3 separate regions of the Homo sapiens genome follow, and all the other regions are linked to region 2. The links are chromatin contacts, found by Hi-C or POLR2A ChIA-PET in ENCODE. All regions are on one chromosome and are shown on one strand. Each heading gives the region's core, a stretch centred on a gene start or an enhancer-like site at or near the end of the contact. The rest is flanking DNA. Distances are from core to core; before and after follow the strand shown.

Region 1 (3,687 bases), core at 265-2,764, 550 kb after region 2:
TTCCCATAATGAACTATGTGTTATATGACTACCAAAGTCATGAATTTGGCTTGGGCAATAGCATGCCTCAGCATGTAGAAGTGGGTATATAAAAATAGGCACAAGTATGTCCTGAAAAACACATGTGAGTGGCATGAACCAGTAGATCAGATGCTCCACACCTTACTCTTGCTACACGTCTGCCTATCTCTTTACCCATACCTATAGCCTTATGGGACATTCCCTATGACTAATTGACAGAGGAAGAAGGACTATTTAGCCTTATTTATAGATACTACTGCATCATATGGTGATGCAAGTAAAAGGTCAGCTGCTCTAGCACTAATGTGCCCTGAATACTGTGGGCAGAGCTCTGAATACTTTGTTTACTTGCCTGAAAAGAGAGGTAGCAAAGGTATGTATCTAAAGTAATCACAGGGCAGCAAGCTAACAGTTTGTTTAGAAGGAACTTAGAAATCACAAGCTTGATGGATTGCTGAAAAGCAATCTAGGGAAGACTTCTGTGGATAGGACTCTTGCAATGGGGACATAGAGAATATTTAAATCACAATATTCAAATACTCAATACTCAAAGGGAAGCCATTTGAGTAAGGTTTTTGATAATGAAGTAGACAAGATGACCTATTCCATGGATGTCAGTCAGCCATTCCTGTGCTTGCTTTAATGGGCTAATGAACACAGTGGCTATGGCTTCAGGGATGGAGGTGGATATGTATGGACTCAAAATTAGGGGCTTACTTTACCAAGACTGAACTGTCTGTCATCACCACTGAGTAACTAATCTACCAATAACAGTGTCTACTTTTGAGCCCCTGATAATACACCACTGTCTGGGGGACCAGCCAACCACCTGGTGGTGCATTGATCACATTGGATCTCTTCCATCATGGAGGGGGCAGCAATTTGTCTTCATAGGAAAAGGCACTCACTCTGCCTTTCTTGCCTTCAATGCTTCTTCTAATACTATCATCTATGATTAATTGAATGCCTCAAGGTATCACACAGAATCTTGCTTTTGACCAAGAAAGATATTGTACAATAAAATAGCAGAGGTAATGGGCTTAAATCCATGTGGGAGTCAGGAGAAGGAGATGCTGGTTTTATATGATATTCCTTCACTGCAAAACACAGATGGCCTGACAGAACAGTGGAATGGCCTATTAGATTCATAGTTACAAAGCTGCCCTGGATTACAACACTTAGGAATTTGAGGAGCTGTCATATGCAATGCAATATAAGCTGTGAACCAGTGACTAATATGATGTTATTTCTTCAATACAAAGAATGCTTGAGTCCAGGATCCAAGGGATTGAAATAGAGTGGATTTATTCACTCTTACCCAAAATAGTCCTCTCACAAAATTTATACTTTCTCCTTCTGCATGTTTTGGTTCTCTGGTTAAAAAACTATTATTTCTTAAAAAGAGAATAATCACACTGGGAGACTAAGCAGGGCTCCATTTAACTGGCAGTTGAGATTGCTACATGGTTACTTCAGCCTTCTCAGGCCATTGAATCAACAAGCAAATAAGAAAGTTGCTTTCCTGACTGTGATGACTCATCCTGGTTATCAGAGGGAAACAGGGTTTCTACTACAAAGTAAGAAAGAGTATGTAGAACTCAGGAGATTTTTAAAGGTATCTCTTGGTACTTCCATGACCAGTGGTAAAAGTTAATGGATGATAATAGCAATTGAAGTCAAGGCCACACATGGCTCAGACCATGCAGGAATCAAAACATGTGGCAGAGATAAGCACATGGAATGAGTTGTGGAAAAAATAAATGACCAGTTACAGAAATGAGGATGGTGATAACTGCATATTTTTTTCTTTGTTTATTATATACTAAAGAATGTGTTAATCATTTCTCCTACCCCATTTTTTTTGCTATTTTATGTAAGTTATGTGACTGGTGGCTAGCCCTTTGTCTAGTAGGGCTGCCATAGCAAAATAGCACAGACTGGTGGCTCAAACAACAGAAGATTTTATCTCACAGTTCTGAAGTCTAAGAGTTCAAAAGCAAGGTGCCATCAGGCTTGGATTTTCCCGAGGCCTCTCTCCTTGGCTTGCAGATGGGTATCTTCTCACTTCATCCTCACATGTGCTTTTCTCTGTGTGCATGCACCCCTGGTGTCTCTTCCTCTTCCTCTAAGGACATCAGTCCTATTGGATTAGGGCCCCACTCCTCTAACCTCATTTAACCCTAATTACTTCCTTAAAGGCCATATCTCCAAATTCAGTCACACTGGGGATAGGGTTTCAACACATCAATTTTGGGAGGACATAATTCAGTCCTTAATATCTTATAATTCAGTATGTACAATATTAAATAACAAAGGATACTTTGAGAATAGACATGAACATCAACAGAGTTGGATACAGTGAATTATGGGACTCGAGAGGCAAATGTCTTCTCCTTTAGGTGAAAGGATGAACCTGCTTTTATTTGTGTAAGGAATACATTCACCAAGTTAGGTGAAAGCATACTATTGTTTTTTAATTTTGTTGTTTCAAAACTTAGATATTGGTAAACAGGTATGTATGGATGGTGAGTATCCAAAGGTTAGGACTGAATGATACTGAGGATCATCCCAGTCTGTCTAAGCTATCTCTACAACTACTTTTCTAGGCTCTTCTCAGCAGGCCTCTGATTAAATTCTGCCAATAAGAGACATTTGTGTAATTCTTGGAAAGTGGAAGAAAAGAAGAAGCTATTATTCTTTAGTGGTGACTATGGACAGGTGTGTGGTTATCATCAGAGGTAGATATGATATAAATTTTGTCTCATTCTAGGCCACTTCTTGAGAATCGGCTACTTTAATGGTGTGGGCTGCTGAGATCCTTCACGGGGGCTTTCCTGTGATCCATGCATTCTGACTCCTGAAAGCTAGCAGTGGCCTTTCTTATCTTTACTCTCCAGCCATTCTGATGGTAATCTTCTTATTCATCTCAATGGCTTTCCTTTTCATGACCTACCCTGATTGATACAATTGAGAGCATATATAGTTATGCATGCAGCTGATGAGGAGATTGTAAAAAGAGTGGCCCATGAGGGCTCTATCTTATATAGATTTATGGTATAAAACTTTGAATGTTATGAGTCATCACTGATTGACCCTTTGAAGGCCCTCAGGATATTGTTCCAGAATTAATGACTCTTAAGGGAGAGACTTTCTTGCTGGAGGCACATAGGTGATTTTTGTTGAGAAGAATCCTTGGGGTAGTTAGTAGTATTTTCCTAAAGGCAAATGGGGGTAAAAGAAGGTGGGTTTTTATAAAATAGAGAAATCTGATGTCTGGGAAGCCAAAAAGAGGTGGCATTAAAGCAAACTTGTTTTGTGTTTCTCTCTTGATTATTGAAAATGTTTTATTTGTGACATAATTTAACTTTTCACATTCTATGTGCTATTTCCCTTGAATTACCCAAACTTTTCAGTAAAGTCTATTTGATGGTGTTGCCGAGAACCGTGGGACAAAGTGAGAAAGTAAAGTGTCATTTACTGTCTCTTACTATCATCGCATTCCGTTTGTAAAGTGTCATTTACTGTCTCTTACTATCATCGCATTCCGTTTGTAAAGTGTCATTTACTGTCTCTTACTATCATCGCATTCCGTTTGTAAAGTGTCATTTACTGTCTCTTACTATCATCGCATTCCGTTTGAGGGGAGTGTGCACCTAACTCCAGGTG
Region 2 (3,754 bases), core at 559-3,058:
CCCACCTTGGCCTCCCAAAGTGCTGGGATTACAGACATGTGCACGGCCGAGTTTTGCTATTTAAGCTCATGTAAAAGTTTTCTTCTCTTGCCAGCCCTCTTCTGTTTGGCTCCTCAAGAGTCTTTTGAACAACCTTGTCCAATATGATAGCAACTAGTCACTTGTAGTGATTCAAATTTAAATCAATTAAGATTAAATAAAATTCAAAATCTAGTTATTTAATCACACATGCCCAATAACTATATGTAGACAGCATTTTATGTAGAATTTATCCATCATCTCAAAAAGTTGTGTTGGACATTGCTGCTCTAGAGATATGGGTAAAATTATCATGGAAATGTTTAAATCATCACAAAAAGTTGTGTTGGACATTGCTGCTCTAGAGATATGGGTAAAATTATCATGGAAATGTTTAAAATAACATTGGGTTGGAGAATAGCAGCTCTTCTCAAAGTGTGGTCTGTGGATCAGTGGCATCAGCATTACCAGGCAACCTGATAGAATTGCAAATTCTCAGGTCCTATCTCAGATGACTGAAACAGAAACCCTGGCTGGTGGGGCTGAGCAAGAAAGTTTTAACAAACTTTTCGGGTGACTCTGATTTATTGGTGTAGAATATTAATAGTAAAAGAACAAAATTCAGAGCAGTAAATGTAAATTTTGCAGAATAGATATAATTAGCTATCGTGATTTTTAGAAAGAAGGGATGAATGTTACTAGTGAGGCTTATGCAGATGGCGGGCAAGGTCCTTCTAGCTTTTAAAAGTATATTAACTAATAGTACTGCACTCTGCAGATGTTGGCAAACCCTTTTGCTGCAGGGGCTTGATATTTAATACCTGTGGATCAAGCAGAGTGGATATTAGCCACAAGCCTTGTATGAGTGGTGGGGAAGGAACTGAAGAGCAAGGACCATCTCAAGGGGCAGCCTCTTTTCAGTTTCTGCTGCTTTGTTACCATGTAGAAACAAACCCTGTATGCCCAGCTCCGTAGATTTGTTTTTCCAAGAGAAACCAGAAACTTTGATTTTTTAACTGTGATATCTCCATATTTTAGAACATTGACATCCAATTCAAGACTTTGAAAATATTGTATGGGCTAAATAAAATCTGTTTGGCCCATATGCAGCCAGGGCACTGCCAGTTTATATCTCTTGTCTCTAGTATCATATGCCACAAGAATTCCCAGTCTTTTCCTGATGAAGAGCTGTTTTTGATTTACTTGAACCAAATGAATTACTAATTTTAGAGGATATATATATATATATATATATATATATATATATATATGAGACATTTATCTTTTATCTGTTTGGGCCTCAACCCTGAGGTCAAGATGTCAGTAGACAAGGTGTCCTTCAGTAGTACTGCGCTCTAAACACTCTCCATGTCCGACATCTTCAGGAGGCCCTGTCTCCCACTACTGGATCTGTCCTTCTTCTCACAGACTCGACTGGCTTGCCCTTATTGTGATGTCCCTAGGTGTCCCAGGGATGGTCAGTGGGAGGAACTTTGGAAAGTTTACCTGTACCTGACAAGTCTTGAGGATTAGCCAGGAAGTGGCTGTGGGTTTATGATGTACTCTTCTGGTTAGAGGGAAGATAGATTTGGTAATTAGTGAGCCTTTTGATATATTTTTAGAGGAAGAAAGTAACTATGAATTAGTAGGAGCAGAATATCCTGGTTTTGAATAGGAAAACCATCTTGTTGTAACAGGTATATAACTGGAAAGAAAAGAGAAGGGCAATTGATTTATGGACTATGGAAGGAACCCAGCTTGGCAGAACTTCATTGAATTTCACTCTGTGGACCAGCAGGGGGCATTCAAAGACCCTAAATCAAGGGCTCATAATTTTTTTTCCTTCTTTTGCTTCATTCTATGCAAACATTCTGTTTCTGCTTAAACTTTCACCAACTAATTTTAGCATTCATCAAGGTTCATCAGATCTTGCCTGTGGCAATGATTTCTGTGGAATTCTAATTGTGACTTTTAATGTCTCTCATTCTTTCAACATTTATTAGTTGGAATTCTTTTGCAAAGAAGAGTTGTCCCTTCTTCATTTTAAGTATTTATATCAGTGTAGACTCATGAAAATTTCATTCCTTGGAATGAAGGAAAAAAAATTATAATCCAATCCAATTCAATCATTATTTTATTTGCTTTTATTTTTGCTCAAATTGTTCCAGTTTTGGCAGTTGGGGAACACTTTCAGTTTGGCTTCTTTGTGCCCTTTTGTCATCCTGTGTGCTGTCATCCTTTTGTTTGTTTTGAGCACTTCCTTAGTTTCTGGCACCACAAGATATTTGAGGCTTGTCTTGTATTTTCTTTGCCTTAGCCTTAGAAGGGGTTTACAGTATTTCTACTTTTATTTCACTTATGAATCCTATATTTTGAAGTTTTTTCCCTGTGAAATTGTATTTATGTATTAGCTAATTAATATTCTTACAAGGTAAAACTATTGTTAAGATTCATATTTAGATTGCCTGAGATTGGCAGTGCTACTGCTACTTGTGGGCATAATTCCAGTCAAAAGCAAGGAAAAACAGTTTTTAGTTCTAGCTGACTACCTTTTTAAGAGCAAGCATCTGGTTTATGTCAGGTTTTCCCAGTGCCAGAATTACTGCTGAGTTTTCATTAGTACCTGTAATGTAGTCCCCAGATTATCACAGCTGAGTGGCTCAGGGACCTTGACAGATTCTGACCTCATCAACAACTTGAGGTTATATTTTTTGGGGGAACTTACTGAGAGTTTAGAATAAGACTTGATCTAATAGCAACAGTATAGATAAGAACAATGAAGTTTTACATTTGTGTGTATCTTTGTAGCTATGGCAGGTTGAATACTAAGATGACTTCCAGTGATCTATGCTCTTACATAATCTCCTTCCCCTTGAGTTGTGGCAGCGACATGTAAATATGATGGTATATAATTCCTATGATTTGATTATGTTATATGACAAAGTTGACTTTAAGAGAGTGGCATTATCCTAGGTAGACCTGACCTTAGATCAGATAAGCCCTTAACAGGGGCCATGTTCTTCCTGAAGAAATTCAAAGTGTAAGAAGGATTCCATGTGAGGGAGATTCTTTGTTGTTGGTTTTAAAGATGAAGGGGGCCACATGGCTAGGAATATAGGCAACTTCTAGTAGCTGGAGAGCATCTCCTGGCTGATAACCATCAAGGAAATGGGAAACTCAGTCTTACAACCACAAGTAACTGAATTCTGGCAGCAACTTGAATGAACTTTTTTTGTTGTTTTTTTTTGTTTGTTTGTTTTTGAGACAGAGTCTTGCTCTGTTGCCCAGGCTGGAGTGCAGTGGTGCGATCCTGGCTCACTGCAAACCTCTGCCTCCTGTGTTCAAGCGATTCTCGTGCCTCAGCCTCCCAAGTACCTGGGATTACAGCCACACCTGGCTAATTTTTCTGTTTTTAGTAGAGACGGGGTTTTCACTGTGTTGGCCAGGCTGGTCTCGAACTCCTGAGCTCAAGCGATCTACCCACCTTGCCCTCCCAAAGTGCTGGGATTACATGCGTGAGCCACGCGCCCGGCCTTGAATGACCTTTTTGAAGGCTTTTCTCCAGAGAACACAGCCCTGATAATAGCCTGATTCAACTTGTGAGACTCTGAGGAGAGAACAGAGTTATGCGATGTCCCAAACTCCTGACCTGCAGGTCTGTGGGTTAATAAATGTCTCTTGTTTTTAAGCTACTAAGTTTGTGGTGATGTGTTACACAGCAATAGAAAACTAATAA
Region 3 (4,133 bases), core at 777-3,276, 650 kb after region 2:
AACAACAAATTAAAATGTGTTAGAATCAAGATTGCCTTTCTGTCGTTTCTAAACTTTCTTCTGCAAAGAGAAGCTGTCGGCCGGGTGCTGTGGCTCACGCCTGTAATCCCAGCACTTTGGGAGGCCGAGGCGGGTGGATCACGAGGTCAGGAGATCGAGACCATCCTGGCTAACACGGTGAAACCCTGTCTCTACTAAAAAATACAAAAAATTAGCCGGGCGTGGTGGCGGGCACCTGTAGTCCCAGCTACTCGGGAGGCTGAGGCAGGAGAATGGCGTGAACCCGGGAGGCGGAGGTTGCAGGGAGCCGAGATAGCACCACTGCACTCCAGCCTGGGAGACAGAGCGAGACTCCGTCTCAAAAAAAAAAAAAAAAAAAAAAAAAAAAAAGGAAGCTGCCAAGATACTTGGTTCTACAATACTCAGCAAGCGTGTGCCAGTATTCACTTTTGATATGGTCAGATATTTACTATTGTTGTTAACAATATTTATATAACTTTAAACTGGAAAATTCCCGTCTGTTAATTTATATGCATAAGCTGTCTGAGCTTGAGTTGAGATTACTAGTTGGATTTAATATTATTTGTTCTAATTGAGTGAGACAAAGATGAGAATTCCTGATTCTAAAAAACTGAAAAATATGATCCATATGACATGTAATGATACTATTATTTTCTGTGAAATTAAACTATTCTCTCACTGAAATAGCAGAAAATCAAAATTTTGAAGTGTGGATTTCAGGAAGGCTTTGTTATTAAGGTCTTTCTTTTATCATTAAGAGATGGTACTGTAGTTCTGTTGCTAACAAGGTATAATCCTTAAAAGAATCTCTGAAATTGTAATGCTTAAAAAAGCCTATAATTAGATGATAACCTTAATATTTTAATTATACGATAACCAATTTTTTGATATTAGACTACAAGTGAAATAGATGGTGCCAAAATACTTCTCTTTTTAAATCAGTTATAGAGCAGTTTTAGTTTGGCAGAAAAGTTGATTAGAAAGTACAGAGTTCCCACATATACCCCCTCCCCTTGCACATATTTTTTTCTATTATTTACATCTTGTGTTAGTGTGAAACATTTGTTACAATTAATAAACCAATATTGATACATTATTAACCAAAGTCCATAGTTGACATTTCTTTTATGTTTAGGTTACTCTTCCTCTTGTACATTCTATGGGTTTTGACAAATATAAAGTGGCATTTGCTCATCATTGCTGTATAATACAGAAGAGTTTCAATGCCTCAAACTAAAAATTTTTTAACACAGTGTCATCATAGTATTTTGCCATTTTACAGGATTTTTAAAAATTAGTAATTTACCCTAGAAAAAATTTTGATATACTTTCATTAGTTGATCCAAAATCATACTTATTATTTTTGAAATATTAACATGTAGCTAGCCAGATGTAATTTTATTGTAGCATTCCAAATAAAATATTATAATCTTTTGAAGCCATTAATTCCTATTTCACATGGAATGTTTTTTATTTCTAACCCTTGAGGATAATGAAATTTTATATTACATCCCAACTACTTTCATTTTCTGATTTGTTATTTGGAGAGGAAAAGTTGCACTCAGTTCGATGTAGCACAATAGTTTATTTTTATGTGCTCTGGGATTCAGTAAGTATACTGAGGGGAAATTATATTTAGAAAACCAATGACTTCTATCAGCTATGTGATTTTCATATATGCAGATTACCAGTTGAACTGTGGCTTTATTTTGTGCAATATAAATATGTCAGTTTTGTTCATTGTGGAAATGGAAAGTAAGGATGCCTTTGTGTATTGGAATTCTACCTAAATGTTAGATTCTTCTGAGAGTGTGGAGAGTCAGCAAATATTAAATAAGGTTATTATAATTATGAACATTTTTTAAATGTTGGAGAAAAATTAAAATGGATATAATTGATTTTAGGGACAATATATTACTAATGAGTAAAAGCCACCATACAAATTAAAGTCAGAAAATTACCTCTTAGAAGCAATTCCAGTAGGAAAAAATTGATGATTCATAATTAAATCACAGGTGGATCATATGTCATTTGCAAAATGACTCAGCAATATAATGTTGTAAAGAAAGTAAGCATTCTTCTGCACAATAATGATGCAAATATAAGATGAAAGGGCTGTATAGTTAATGAAGTGTAGATTATTTGGAGAAGTTGGAAAAGGGAGCCTGAAAGATAATCACATAAAAATACTACCTATCAGACATGGTTAGAGGAGCTAATCATTTATCACCAAAATATAGAAAACAAAAGACTGAAGAGTATCAGTTTTTAAGTATATCTCTTATATATTTGGCTTTATTTGGCAATAAAATGTTTCGTATTAACTTTTTTTCCAAAAATGAAGCATCCCAACTATTACTGTCTTAAATTATAAAATTCAAAATATTTTGCTTTCTTCCAAGCCTTCTAAAGATATTATGGTTGATATGTTGTCTTTCCCAATGATTTTAAGATTTTATAATGAACATTAAAACTTTTCTGCCAAACAGCAATGTCTTCAGAATTACTAAGTTTAGGGAAACAATTGGCCTCTGTTAAATGATGTGACTGCTTAAATTTGGAGGGTTTTTTTGGTTTGTTTTTTGCACTCTATTTTTTCTGGTTTTCTTCATTATCAAATTATACCTGCTACTTCTTAATTTCTAATCCGATGCTTTAATCTACTGTGGATTTGAGAATGATACAAATAAGCTCTCTAGAACTGGTCCAAAATAAGGGTAGAAAAGTAAAAATGAAGTCCTGAGATACCCTTCTATAAGTGACCTCTAAAGAATTTGTGCAGGAACCATATGGCATGTATTTTAGCAGCTTGGAGTCTGTGTTTGTCTCAAAAGCTGAATCTTGCCCTATAAAAAATGTAATGAGTAAATGTCTCATTTTGGTTTTCTGTGTATTATTATTTAAAGCTTGCATCTTGAAGATATTGATACATTCTAGAAATTTGGTTCTCCTGTAGTTTCTTCTATTCTCCCTAGAAGAAAATTTCTATTCTTCTGTGACTTTAAAATGGTCTTACTTTGGTTTTCAATTAAACTTTAACAATTTCAATTTGCCAGGTAAGTGATTTTTGGTAAATAAAATATTATCAGAAGTATAAGAACTACAGTGCCTACAGTAAAGGGCTTAAATTTAAACAGATATAATTTAAATAAACTCAATATTAGTCTCTAATATAATCAAATAAATGGAACATTAATTTAAGTAAACTAAATATTGACCATTGAATATTAACCAAACTGAATATTAACTAGTGACCACTGAATATAATTTAGATACAGTGAACATTAGCCACCATATATGGTAAACTATGGAAACAAAAAGATTCACACATGGAATCAATTTGTTACATGGATATGGCTTAATAACAGTTCTGCCAAGAAACCAGAGGGTCACGTAAATCCTTTTTGGATTGATTCTGTAGGTTTATGTTGATTTACTTTCTTTTTTCTCTCTCTAATATTGTTGTTTTAAGTAGTAAGTGTGCTGTTGTTGGGGAGGTAATAATAGATTTTTTATTGTTTCATCATTAGGATTCAACCTACAACCAGCAGTTAATTATCCCCAGTATAGGATTACCTTTGAAAACCAAAGTATTTGCAGCTGTCCAAGCCACTAATTTGGATGGCAGGTAATTTCAAACTCTTGTCTTTTTTAGGTTAAAACTCTTTGACTGCCTAAATCCTCATGAGTCATAAAGTTGGGCCATTCATTTTTAAATTCAGTTTGAAAATATTATCATTGCCACACCATTTAGGCATGCTACTAAAAAGAAATAACAGATTACAAAGTTTAAGAGGTTACACTCATGTTCTGTCATTAATTGGAGAATAACAAGTCTTCCCATAAAGAAGGGGGGTGGTTCTTGGAACGGGGCATGGGAAGATCTGGGATGCCGAAATGTTGTATCTCTTCATCAGAAAGATGATTAACCAAATGTAGTCATTCTGTGAACACTTGATTTGCTTGCTTTTCCATATGTATGTTACTCTTCAATATGAATTTATTAAAGAATGAAAGGACTCTGCATAAGAGTGTGTCAAAATTACATAAAATGATCTCCAGAAACATCTCTATAAAAAAACTATTAAATTTCAGATGATACTTAAGAAAAT

The links. Hi-C counts contacts between places; a loop is a spot of excess contacts on that map. ChIA-PET counts read pairs that join two places held with the same protein, here RNA polymerase II (POLR2A). Pooled maps may share reads with other maps.
Region 1: a loop to region 2 is called in a map with no recorded cell type, with 3 times the contacts of the local background. The contact joins two enhancer-like sites. A Hi-C loop is called at or near these places in 3 of 37 single-sample maps with no recorded cell type and 1 of 50 pooled maps.
Region 3: a loop to region 2 is called in a pooled map, with 4 times the contacts of the local background. The contact joins two enhancer-like sites. A Hi-C loop is called at or near these places in 1 of 168 maps with a recorded cell type or tissue (PC-3) and 2 of 50 pooled maps. POLR2A ChIA-PET finds 5 or more read pairs at or near these places in 1 of 52 experiments (activated naive CD4-positive, alpha-beta T cell).

Annotation. Positions count from the first base shown.
Region 1 is chr3:102,353,802-102,357,488 of GRCh38, forward strand. No RefSeq gene overlaps it. Among named protein-coding and RNA genes, the nearest start is that of ZPLD1, 79 kb to the right of the region's middle. Within about 2 kb of position 1,515, at least 3 of the 41 ENCODE cell types and tissues checked have a DNase peak (open chromatin) inside an H3K27ac peak, as active enhancers do.
Region 2 is chr3:101,807,568-101,811,321 of GRCh38, forward strand. All of the region lies in intron 6 of NXPE3 (neurexophilin and PC-esterase domain family member 3), which reads left to right. Among named protein-coding and RNA genes, the nearest start is that of NXPE3, 30 kb to the left of the region's middle. Within about 2 kb of position 1,809, at least 5 of the 41 ENCODE cell types and tissues checked have a DNase peak (open chromatin) inside an H3K27ac peak, as active enhancers do; they include PC-3, where a contact is called at or near this core.
Region 3 is chr3:102,458,730-102,462,862 of GRCh38, forward strand. It overlaps ZPLD1 (zona pellucida like domain containing 1), which reads left to right. Exons shown (of 12, transcript NM_001329788.2): 7 at 3,552-3,649. Among named protein-coding and RNA genes, the nearest start is that of ZPLD1, 26 kb to the left of the region's middle. Within about 2 kb of position 2,027, at least 2 of the 41 ENCODE cell types and tissues checked have a DNase peak (open chromatin) inside an H3K27ac peak, as active enhancers do; they include PC-3, where a contact is called at or near this core.